Regions from separate parts of the Homo sapiens genome. Here region 1 is linked to region 2. A link is a contact called in ENCODE Hi-C or POLR2A ChIA-PET data. All regions are on one chromosome and are shown on one strand. Each heading gives the region's core, a stretch centred on a gene start or an enhancer-like site at or near the end of the contact. The rest is flanking DNA. Distances are from core to core; before and after follow the strand shown.

Evidence for each region. Hi-C counts contacts between places; a loop is a spot of excess contacts on that map. ChIA-PET counts read pairs that join two places held with the same protein, here RNA polymerase II (POLR2A). Pooled maps may share reads with other maps.
Region 1: a pooled map shows a loop between it and region 2 (2.1-fold over the local background). The contact joins the promoter of KCNAB1-AS1 here to the promoter of SSR3 in region 2. A Hi-C loop is called at or near these places in 4 of 168 maps with a recorded cell type or tissue (CD4-positive, alpha-beta memory T cell, CD8-positive, alpha-beta T cell, HepG2 and 1 more), 8 of 37 single-sample maps with no recorded cell type and 12 of 50 pooled maps. POLR2A ChIA-PET finds 5 or more read pairs at or near these places in 2 of 52 experiments (H1 and WTC11).

The regions. Positions count from the first base shown.
Region 1 is chr3:156,445,338-156,450,744 of GRCh38, forward strand. It overlaps KCNAB1-AS1 (KCNAB1 antisense RNA 1), which reads right to left and starts at 1,599. Exons shown (of 3, transcript NR_046618.2): 1 at 1,448-1,599; 2 at 697-759. The region is part of intron 2 of KCNAB1 (potassium voltage-gated channel subfamily A regulatory beta subunit 1); the gene reads left to right. LOC124906298 (a long non-coding RNA gene) reads right to left here. Exons shown (of 5, transcript XR_007096140.1): 4 at 5,356-5,407; 5 at 3,758-4,513.
Region 2 is chr3:156,552,184-156,557,108 of GRCh38, forward strand. It overlaps SSR3 (signal sequence receptor subunit 3), which reads right to left and starts at 2,934. Exons shown (of 5, transcript NM_007107.5): 1 at 2,774-2,934; 2 at 1,472-1,598. The coding sequence starts at 2,906. RefSeq lists an enhancer at 2,793-2,872.

The DNA.
Region 1 (5,407 bases), core at 349-2,848, 110 kb before region 2:
TGCTACCGGTATGAGAAGAATATAAACTGTGGTTCTCAACCCTGACTGCAATTAGAGTTATCTGAGGATCTTTTAAAAATACTGATGCCAGGATTCCACTCCCAGAAATTCTGATTTCACTGGGGTGTGGTGAGGAATCAGGTCAGCAATACCATTTATATCCCCCCAGGATATTCAAATGCGCAGTTGTGGTTAAAAACCTCTTGTTGAAGATAGTGAGGAAAACAACCAACGTTCCACAAATGCTCTCTGGTTAGAGACACTTTCTTAGTAAGGGTGAGAATGCTTACTGATTGAACAAGCAATTATTACTCACTTACCCTGTGCCAGGCTCCAGTGCAATGGCTAAAATTTAAAATTTAAATTAAACTTAAACTTAGTCCCTGATCTCAGGATAGTTGCAGTCTAATGAGGAAGTCACAGCCAAAAATAAACTATGCGGTTACAATATAGTGTGGTCAATATGGTAATAGCAGTTAGTTCAAAATGGTAGGAGAAGAGTAAATGGAATGACTTCTTCTCCTTTCAAAGAAACCATAGAATCATGAAATAATAGAGATGAAGGAAGCTCAAGGTTCCTAATTTTGTGCATAAGGAAACAAGAAATCAAGAGATTGGAGGTTTCTCAGAGTCACAGAGTTAATGCAAGAGAACCTAAAAAATTCTAATGATGTAGCAAGACATACTTTAACTCACCAGGGGAAGTGCTAAGAAACTATGGCTTAGCAGCACTGGACTCTGAAGCTGGAGTTCTGGGTCCTGAAAAATAAGTAGAATTTGGACATAAAGGCATGGGGAAGGTTTAGATTTTCAGTGGAAGGCTCAGCCCATAGCTCAAAGGAGAACATGCTCACCAGGGTAATGACCTGGAGCTTAAGGATCTCAGGTGGTGGCCAACAGCTTAGGGCTCCCTCCTCCACATCAACTCTAGTTTTGGGCTTACACCTATTTCTTGCTGGATACGCAATTTAGAGGGATGCTCCCACCTCCAGTTCCACTCCTCTTTGGGGGTTATACTATACAACTGAGACATTGAACATGTTAATTTTACCTGGTGTATTGCTTAATTTCAATGTGACCTAGGGTTTGAACCTCTTATCTTAAATTCTTTAGTGACGTAACAGATTAACACCTCAAAATAGATGAAATGTCTCTCAATTATGACTACATTTGGTCAGTCTTGACTATATTAAGCTGCAGTTCACATGTGCTCTGTTTACCAAACTTAAAATCATTAAATCTATATTGAAATGTGTTGAATTGGCTCTCCATTCTCCCCATACTCTGACCTTGGTGTTCTCCTAGAGGTTTCACCTTCTCTCACACCCTACACATCCTTTTACACCAGTAAATACTATTGCTTCCCCTTCAAAATTTATCCAAAATTCAACCACTCCTCGCCATCCTCACTACCACCACCTTGGACCAAACCACTGTCATGTCTCACCTGGATTATGGGAACAGCCTCCTAACTGGTCCCCCATGTTTCAGCCTCGCCTCTGCAGTCTATCCTTAGCACAATAGCAGAGTGTTCCTTTTAAAAGAAAGTCAGATTGTGTCACTTCTGTATTCAAAATTATTCACTAGCCTTTCCTAGGTCCTTCCTATGATTGACATGACATGATCTGGCCCCCATGAACCTCACCTTCTCTTCTCTGGCCACACTGGCTTCCTCCTTGTCCTTGCTCATGTTGAGCAAGCCCCTACCTCACTGCTCCCTGCAACTGGAACACTCTCCCTCCAGATAAGCGCCTGGTGAGCCCCTTCACTTTCTTTAGGTCTTTTCTTGAAAGCTCCTTTCTTAGTGAATCTTATCTGGCCACCCTATCTAAAATTTCAATACTGATTCCTAGACATTTCATATACTCTATCCCTGCTTTATAAAATTGATTCTCTAACATTCATCAGTCAACATTATGTATTTTATTTTACATTTTATTTATTTGTAAAATTAACATTTATAAACACTATATATTTAACTTATTTTTGTTATTCCTTTTTCTTTACCCATATATCTGTTTCACGATGGGAGAAATAATTACCAGTTTTGTTCACTGTTGCATCCCAATAAACTAAGTACAACACCTGGCACACGGTAGACTCAATAAATACTTGTTGAATGAAAAAGTGAGGAAATGTTAACTGTGGCATAATAAATATTAATATTATAATTGCATTTACATATTCTCTTCTTGATAGCTATAATAATATATTCAAACCATAGGGAGACCAACCTGCACTATAGAATTTTATAACCTTAAGATGATTTAGACCCAAATTAAGGGACATTCTACAGAATACTTGATGAGTACTTTTAAAAGTGTCTACATCATGAAAGACAGGGAAAGACTGAGGAAGTGTCACATATTGGAGTGGATTAAGAAAACATACAATTAAATGCAATGTTGGATGCTGCTTAAGATCCTGGAAGAGAAAAAAAGACAATGAAATTCCAAAAAGATCTATTGTATTAGTACTGTACCCATGTTAATTCCCTGGTTTTGATAATTGCACTATGGTGATGTAAGATATTAAAATGATCTCATCTAAATGTCTAAATATCCTTTATACTCCAAGCAAGGCAGTCATTTAAATGGTAAACATGTTTTTTGAATGAGTACGCAAGAAGTAATTACCCTGATAATCACCAAACGATAATGAGGTAACCAAGATAGATGTGTGTGGTGGGCAGTTTTCTTCTTTTTACCTTTCATCCATCATTTTTCTGTGCTATGGTAGATTTACTCCAAGGAACCTAACACAGGTTTTCAAAGCAAATATTCCTTGGTCCATAAAGGGGTTTAATCAGAAGACACAAAATAGTTCAAAGAGTTATCTTTATACTCTCCCTTCTTTTAAAAGGTTAGAAATAACAATTGTCAGTTTAGTAAAATCATCTTGTAAATAACATCCCACTAATTTGAGATTACACAGTGAAATAATTGTATGCCATTCTAGGTCTCAGGAAAGCATGTTCTCATTAGAGGGAGAAAAATGGTTAAGAAAACTGTCACAGAGGGTTTTTGAGAATCATATTAACTAACAAGTCACCTTAGTTCTTCTGGAGTGGAGCACAGTGGAAAATAAAATCATAGAAACAGAGTTCTTCTGTCTAGAAGGCTGTTGCCCCGTTCCTCTCCAGCAGGAGGGGATGTGTCCTGTCTGTGAGAGGCAACTCCTCCTCAGGAGTAGAAAGTGGACCCCACCTACACTGGGCCACTTACCCATCTGCTTGCTGGAGGCATTTCAGCCAAGGAGAAAGACTTTCCCTTGGCCTTTTTCCACAAAGGGGCATAGCTGGGTGGGTACCCAGGGATAGGGAGAAACATTTCAATCATCTAGAGACTAGAAGAACTAAAGATTATTGATAAGCATTATTCATTTTTCTATAAGTCATAATAAAGATGTTTGTTTGGTAGGAAATATTCATTTTTCTATAAGTCATAATAAAGATGTTTGTTTGGTAGGAAATTATCCCAAAATTTTAAAGATTAATAACAGTCAACAAGGCAATGTAATTCAATTTAACCAACACTTACTGACCATGTACTAAGAACCCACTTCTATTCTAGGGCTGTGGAGATGCAAAGACGAATGAAATAAAAGTGTAGCCCTCAGACAGCTTACTCTCTAGTAAAAGATATAAACTCTATAAACAAGTAGGTAGAAAACAAATGAGTAGCAAGTGTCGAAGGGCCAGGGAGGTAGTCATCATGAACAAAATAAGCTGAATATAAGAATGACAAACTCCAAGAAATGGAAGCAAACACTTTATTCTTATTAAATTATGGAATAGGTATGTAATAATGTAAATATATATAATATTCATATGCTATTTTATATTAAATTTTAAAAACATTGAAAAAGGAAAACAATTATTGCTATATTTTTATTTCATAATTCATTACTGCTTTGACTTGGAATCAGAAACCTCACATCTTTTTTTCTGTACCAAAACATGTTTCAGGCCCTGTATTTTTCACTGTGATGTACAGAATGCAGCCTTAAACACTTATGCCAGGAGGGTGGTTGGTTTTTTTCAGATTAATTTTGGAGTCGAGCCTAAACATAGGCTCTTCCTAACATGGATGGAATTACTACTGTAAATGGTTCTTATATCTAGAATCACCTCTTCCAAAATGTGTGTACAATCCTGGCTTTCAGCATTGCTCTACTTAGACTTCAAATAGACTTCAGTACCGTTTTTGCATTACAGTTTGATAATGTCTAATCATAGCCCAACATAGGTGCTATCAAAAAATAAGAAAGGTAAGCTAAATAATGTTATTTCATTTTCATAAAGTTTGAAGTCTGAGAACATTTTTAGAATTTGGTTTTCAATGGCATAGTTTTAGAGAATAAATTTTATGGTATCTTCATTTCTGGAAACTGATCTCAATGTAGGAAAGTAGATGAAATTATTCCTTTACAAATGAATTTCCCAAAAAGTTACCTTTATCTGGACGGAGAGAAGCTCACAAATGAAACATTTGTGCAATACTTGTGACTGTACCTATAGAAAAATAGTCAAAAAATATAGATAAGTTGTAGAGTCAGCAAAAAGCTCAGGACTTTGGGCTAATCTTCACTGCTAAGCAGAGATAGGGCTATCCCCTGTGATGACATTAACAGTTAAAAAAATCTCTTCTGCACCACAGTGCAAGTAAGCCAGCAAATTCATTAAGCAAATGTTGACCTGATTTTGCTCAGAGACATAGAAGAATAGCCAATTAGTGGTATTAATTACTGAATCCATGGCTTCTCCCATTTTAGCTTTGTGCCCAAAGCAATTTCTGATGAATGAGGAAATTAATGGACTTGGGGATAGTGTACCTACAAAATAGTGCCACCTATGGGCTGTTACTTGACCGGCCTGACATTAACTCCACACATCCTGAGAGCTCCATCTATAACACTTGGTGACTTTGACCAATGCATTCTACATCCAAATGGTCTGAGACCTTTTTCATAACACAGAGTCAGCCATTTCCTGATGTTTTGCCTTTCATGGGCTCCTGTTTCTGAAGTTCCTTGACCCCTTCAAAATTCTCACCACACCACAAATAAATATAGTTAACAGTGTGCTATTCTCTATATCTGTGTTCTCATTTGCTGCAAGAGAAAATGCCACCCATAAATTAACTTGTCCTGAAAGTTCTCAATCTTATTTTTAACATACCAAGCTACAAAGTTGCTCATTAGACTAACATTTACAAATGCCTGTTGAGGCTCTGGACACATAATTTCTGCAGCATTCAAAAGAGACTCTTTTATAAACTGTGTTGTCTGTAAAAAGGTTTTGATACCCAGGCAATTTTTTCGCTTAATAAAGAACTGTATTTCACAGCAACTCACTTATTTTATTCTCATTCAAAAACAAATGCTGCCATTTCTTCAGTCCATTAAA
Region 2 (4,925 bases), core at 1,684-4,183:
GTCCCAGCTATTTGGGAGGCTGATGTGGGAGGATCACTTGAGCCCAGGAGGCAGAGGTTGCAGTAAGCCAAGATTGGGCCACTGCGCTCTAACTTGGGCAACAGAGTGAGAGTCTGTCTCAAAAAAAAAAAAAAAAGCCATGATGAGTTGTTATGAGAATGACATGATAAAAATGATGTCACATAAGGAGAAATACATACTCTTCATTGGATAAAACAAGGAAAATACCTGCACCTCATATGGATGCTATAAGGATTACATAGGGCAATGTGCTTCATACAGTGCATGGCAGGGCGGGCCCTAAACTTGTTTTAAAAGACCAGATGGAGGTTGTTACAGCAATACAAGTAAAAACAGCATCCAAACTAGAGTGAGAACTATGGATGAAAAGATAATGCACATACAAAGTATGTTCGTACTAAGTCTCAGTGAAATTCCAATTGCCTTTTAAGAAATTACTTTCAAAGCAATACAGCACCTAGATGACCCCATCAAGGAAGGAGGGAAATAATCCTGCTATCCCTACCCAAGTATCACAGTGTACATGAAAGCAACATCAAAGGGCGTCAATTAAACAATTTATACCACTTCCAATGAGACAATGAGGACCATGACGCTGAGAAATAATAAATGTTACCATCTTTCCTAAGTCTACGTGATCCTGCATTTTAACCTCTATGAAACTAGAATATTTAATTGCTTATAATTAAGGTATAAGTTTATTGTGGTGAGGCTTGAGTTTTCTTCTCTAAAAGCTGTATTTTACAGTATGTGTGATCTTAGACTATGTTAATCCTTTACATTTTATACACTTGTATGAAAACAAACGTAATTAGCATTGAAAATGACAGAGAGTTAAAAAAAAAAAAAAGCAATAAAATAAAAAGACCAGCCTGGTCAACATGGCCTGTCTCTACAAAAAAATTAGCTGGGCATGGTAGCCTGCACCTGTAGGCCCAGCTACTTGGGAGGCTGAGGTGGGAGGATCCCTTGAGCCTGGGAAGGTTGAGGCTGCAGTGAACCATAATCATGCCACTGCACTGCAGACTGGGCAAGAACTAGACCTTGTCTCAAAAAATAATAATGACAAAAAGATCATTTCTTTAACTTCCAAAAATAGTACGTGAAGAGCCCAGAACAATTCTCTCCATAAGGAATTACATTTAGCTTCTGAAATGTTAACTTACTTGGTGGGTTTGTTTCTCTGATGAACCTCATATTAAGGCCTGTGTTTAAGTGTTCTAATTCCACCCTCAAAATCTGCTTCTGTAGCCGTGTCAGAATGATCATTGTCTCTACTTCAGTTAGTTAATAATTCTTCCTAGCATCAATGTTCCTTTCCCCCAAAATGTTTATTAATATATATATCTCAAATTAATGCTTATTAAAACCAACACACACAAATGATCTTTAAGAAGACATATAAAAATATAACATGTAGTACGTACTTTCACTTGAAAAACATACTTACTTGTGCTTGAGAACAAATTTCACATTCTTGTATGCAAAGGCTACCAAATATGTGCTTACTAGGGTCATCACACTATACAAAACAGCAGACTGAATAAGATCCATATGCCATATTCGCCAGTATAACCCTGAATTAAAATAAAAGGGGGAAGGGTACAAAAAGAAGCAAAACATTACAACCCCGCAACAAAAGCCTGCGAAATTAATTATAGCTAAGCCTGGTAAAATACCAGGTTATTAGTTATGCAATCCAATAGTATCTGAGGATCTTCAGAAGCGAGATAACCAGTAACAGTATAGTCTCAAGCTTTCCAGTTCAGAACATTTGAAAAACATCACCTTCCTATTACTAGTCCAGATGAGATTTCAACTTCTAAAATGAGAACAAACTCTGGCTCAACGTAATCACAAGTCAGACTTCAAATTTCATTCATCAGGGTACTAGCATGCGAAACACAGGCCATTCCAAAATGCCACGTGCAGCCCCAAACCATAGTTTCCTTGCTGACGTGGCTGTTATCAGAACTCCAAGCAGTGCTATGTCCAATTAGTGAGCCATCATATGGCTTCACATCACGTTAATGGCACGCTGGGTTGTATAAGGACAAAAGAGAAAAATACATTTAGTTTTAAATGCCCAACAACAGTGCAGCAAAAGACAGGAGTTCTGGAAACTTGAGCTCTACTAAAAACGACCTTGTCCAAGTCTGCAGTTTCCCAACCAAGTGAGAATTCTAGAATTGGTCCAGTAGGATTATTAAAAAGTATAAATAAGGTAGATCCCTAACCCCTGGCACTTCAACCTCTCTCTTTTTGCAAAAACCAGGAAAATTATGCAATGGTGTGAAGTAGCTCACGTAAAGATGCACTTATAATTCAGTGGGTCACTTCATGGGTTTCTCACCTAACTAATTTATGCAAAATAAGTAATAAGTTTAAAATTTCGTAACGGCAAGCAACAGTTGTATAGAAAAGGGCAGAGGCAGTATGCTTGAGTTTGTCTGTTTAAATAGAGATTCGGGGCCGCCACCCCAGAACTAGTTAACCACCTTCTCCTGGGGTGGAGCTCGGGAACGTGCGTACTTTTAACAAGTGACCTCCCCGAGTGCTGCACAGGACAATCCCAAGCGACAACACTGTGCCCAAAGAAGAGGCTCCGTGCCTCCCCGAGCTCAGGGGAGCTGGAGAGATTGCCGACCCCCGGCCGGCACCCACGCCTTCCCTGCTCGCCGGGTCCTGCCACGTCCCCGCCCAGCCCGACTAGCCGGCGGCCTGCCTAACCCGCCTCGCTCCCAGCACTCACAGATGGGGATGGCAGACACGATGAACGCGTTTCCGAAGAAGAGCGCGGAGGACTTGGCCGAGAGATTGCGGCTGAAATCCTGCAGGAGCAGGTCCTCCTCAGACTGCTGTTTGGAGCTGCCTTTAGGAGCCATGGCGGAGCTGCAGGCGAGAACAGGGAACGTAGAGCCGGCCGCCAAGGCGGGCAAAGGCCCTTGACTCCGCCCCTGCGGCCGCCGTATCCGCTAACGACCCGTCAGCGCGGCGCGCGGAGGCGGGACCCGGTTTGGCGAAGAGCAAGCGTCCCCAGGATTGGCCAGCTTGGCGCCACTAGATAGGCTTCCGGGCGTGATTGGGCGAGCGGGCCAGACTTCCGGATTCCTGACAAGCCACGTGACCCACCCACCTGGAGGAGAGAGAAGGGATTTGTAGTTTAGTCGGTGCTTTAAAAAAAATTAACAAAACTTTATTGATATTCCACTTCAGAGCTGCTGACAGACTCACGAGTTCTCAGTTCTTCAGAATTCCAAAATTAAAAGCTCTTCTGGCCCCACGCCATTAGTGCCCTCTGTGCGTACCCAGGACTGAGTACGTTGAAGAAGAAAGAAGAGAAAGGTATAGCTAACTCATGTAAAATCCCTTCTCCTTTACACATCCTTTATTTCATTAAATACCTTGAAGAATCTTATGACGTGCGCATCATTACCGCCATTGCAGCTGAAGAGCCTGAGGGTCGTAGACCTGCGGTGTGGGTCTCCAAGGCGTGGGCTCTTTTCACTAAACAATAGGCCACCTCTGTAGGAAGAAGAAAATGGGACTCTTGCTTTTAAGAAACTCATGATCTCATTGATGAAGGCAATATTTAATATATGTCTGATACAAGTTACTACTATTTTATTTTATTTCAACTAGACCTATAGAGTTTTGTGGCTTCCAAAGCCATGCTAAATAAAACATAATACTAAGAACAGGTTGGCTAGGCAAGACTCCCTCTCTGAAGCTCAGAAGGATTAAGTATGTCTATTAAAACAGCTAGATTCCATTTTTAACTCAACACATTATCATTTTTTCTTCAAAAAAAAATTCAACCACATCACTCCCAGCAAATGCTACTTTTGATTACTGAGAACACTCTAGTGCATTAGGCACAATTTCCTCAACCTCCAGCCTCCTTATTAACCGTTTGGTAGATATCTTTCTTCCTCACAGTATCCAAATTGTAATCTACCTCCACAGCTTCCTATTACTAGTCCTAATTGGGCTTTTGTCTTCAATCTTTTCCAGTCTATTCTCTATACAGGTACCAGAGTGAGTTTTCCTGAAATATAAATCCTTCCATTATCTACCGCAAGTGTTCCTTAATGCCAGAAGTTTTCATTAATTCACCACAAAATGAAAAAGAAAAAAAGACCATCTAGTGAATTTTTCAGAAAATCAAAAGTATTCATTTAAAAATATCTGGGTTTATGTCTTTTTTGATGTTAAAAATGCTCTTTATTTTATTACATGGTAGTGATAGAAGAAGAAATTATTATTTTCTCTTACACATACTCCTCCCCCAGTTTTTCCTATCTCACTAAGTTGCATTCTTTTAAACTCATTTGTTGTTCTGGTTAAAATAGTGGGTTTCAACACTAATTATTTTTTTCCTTCTCCATCTATGACCAATTCATAAATAAAACTTTTTGGATCTGTCTCTATAACTAGATTTTCTTCTGCCTATTTATAAACAAACTAAGGATATAAAAAGAAGATAAAAGATAAAAATCAGAGGCTGGGTGCGGTGGCTTATGCCTGTAATCCCAGCACTTTGGGAGACCAAGGTGGGTGGATCACAAGGTCAAGAGACCGAGACCATCCTGGCCAACATGGTGAAACCTCGCTTTTACTAAAAATACAAAAATTAGCCAGGCATGGTGGCGCACGCCTGTAGTCCCCAGCTACTCAGGAGGCTGAGGCAGGAGAATCACTTAAACCCGGGAGGCAGAGGTTGCAGTGAGTCAAGATCGCGCCACTACACTCCAACTCCAGCCTGGCAACAGAGCAAGACTCCATCAAAAAAAAAAAAAAAAAAAAATCAGAAAACTAAAAGATCCAAAGAGACAACAATCATCTTTCTTTTAAAAGAAGAAAAGAAGAAATGATAAGGATGAGATTTAAAAAAATTATGCCTG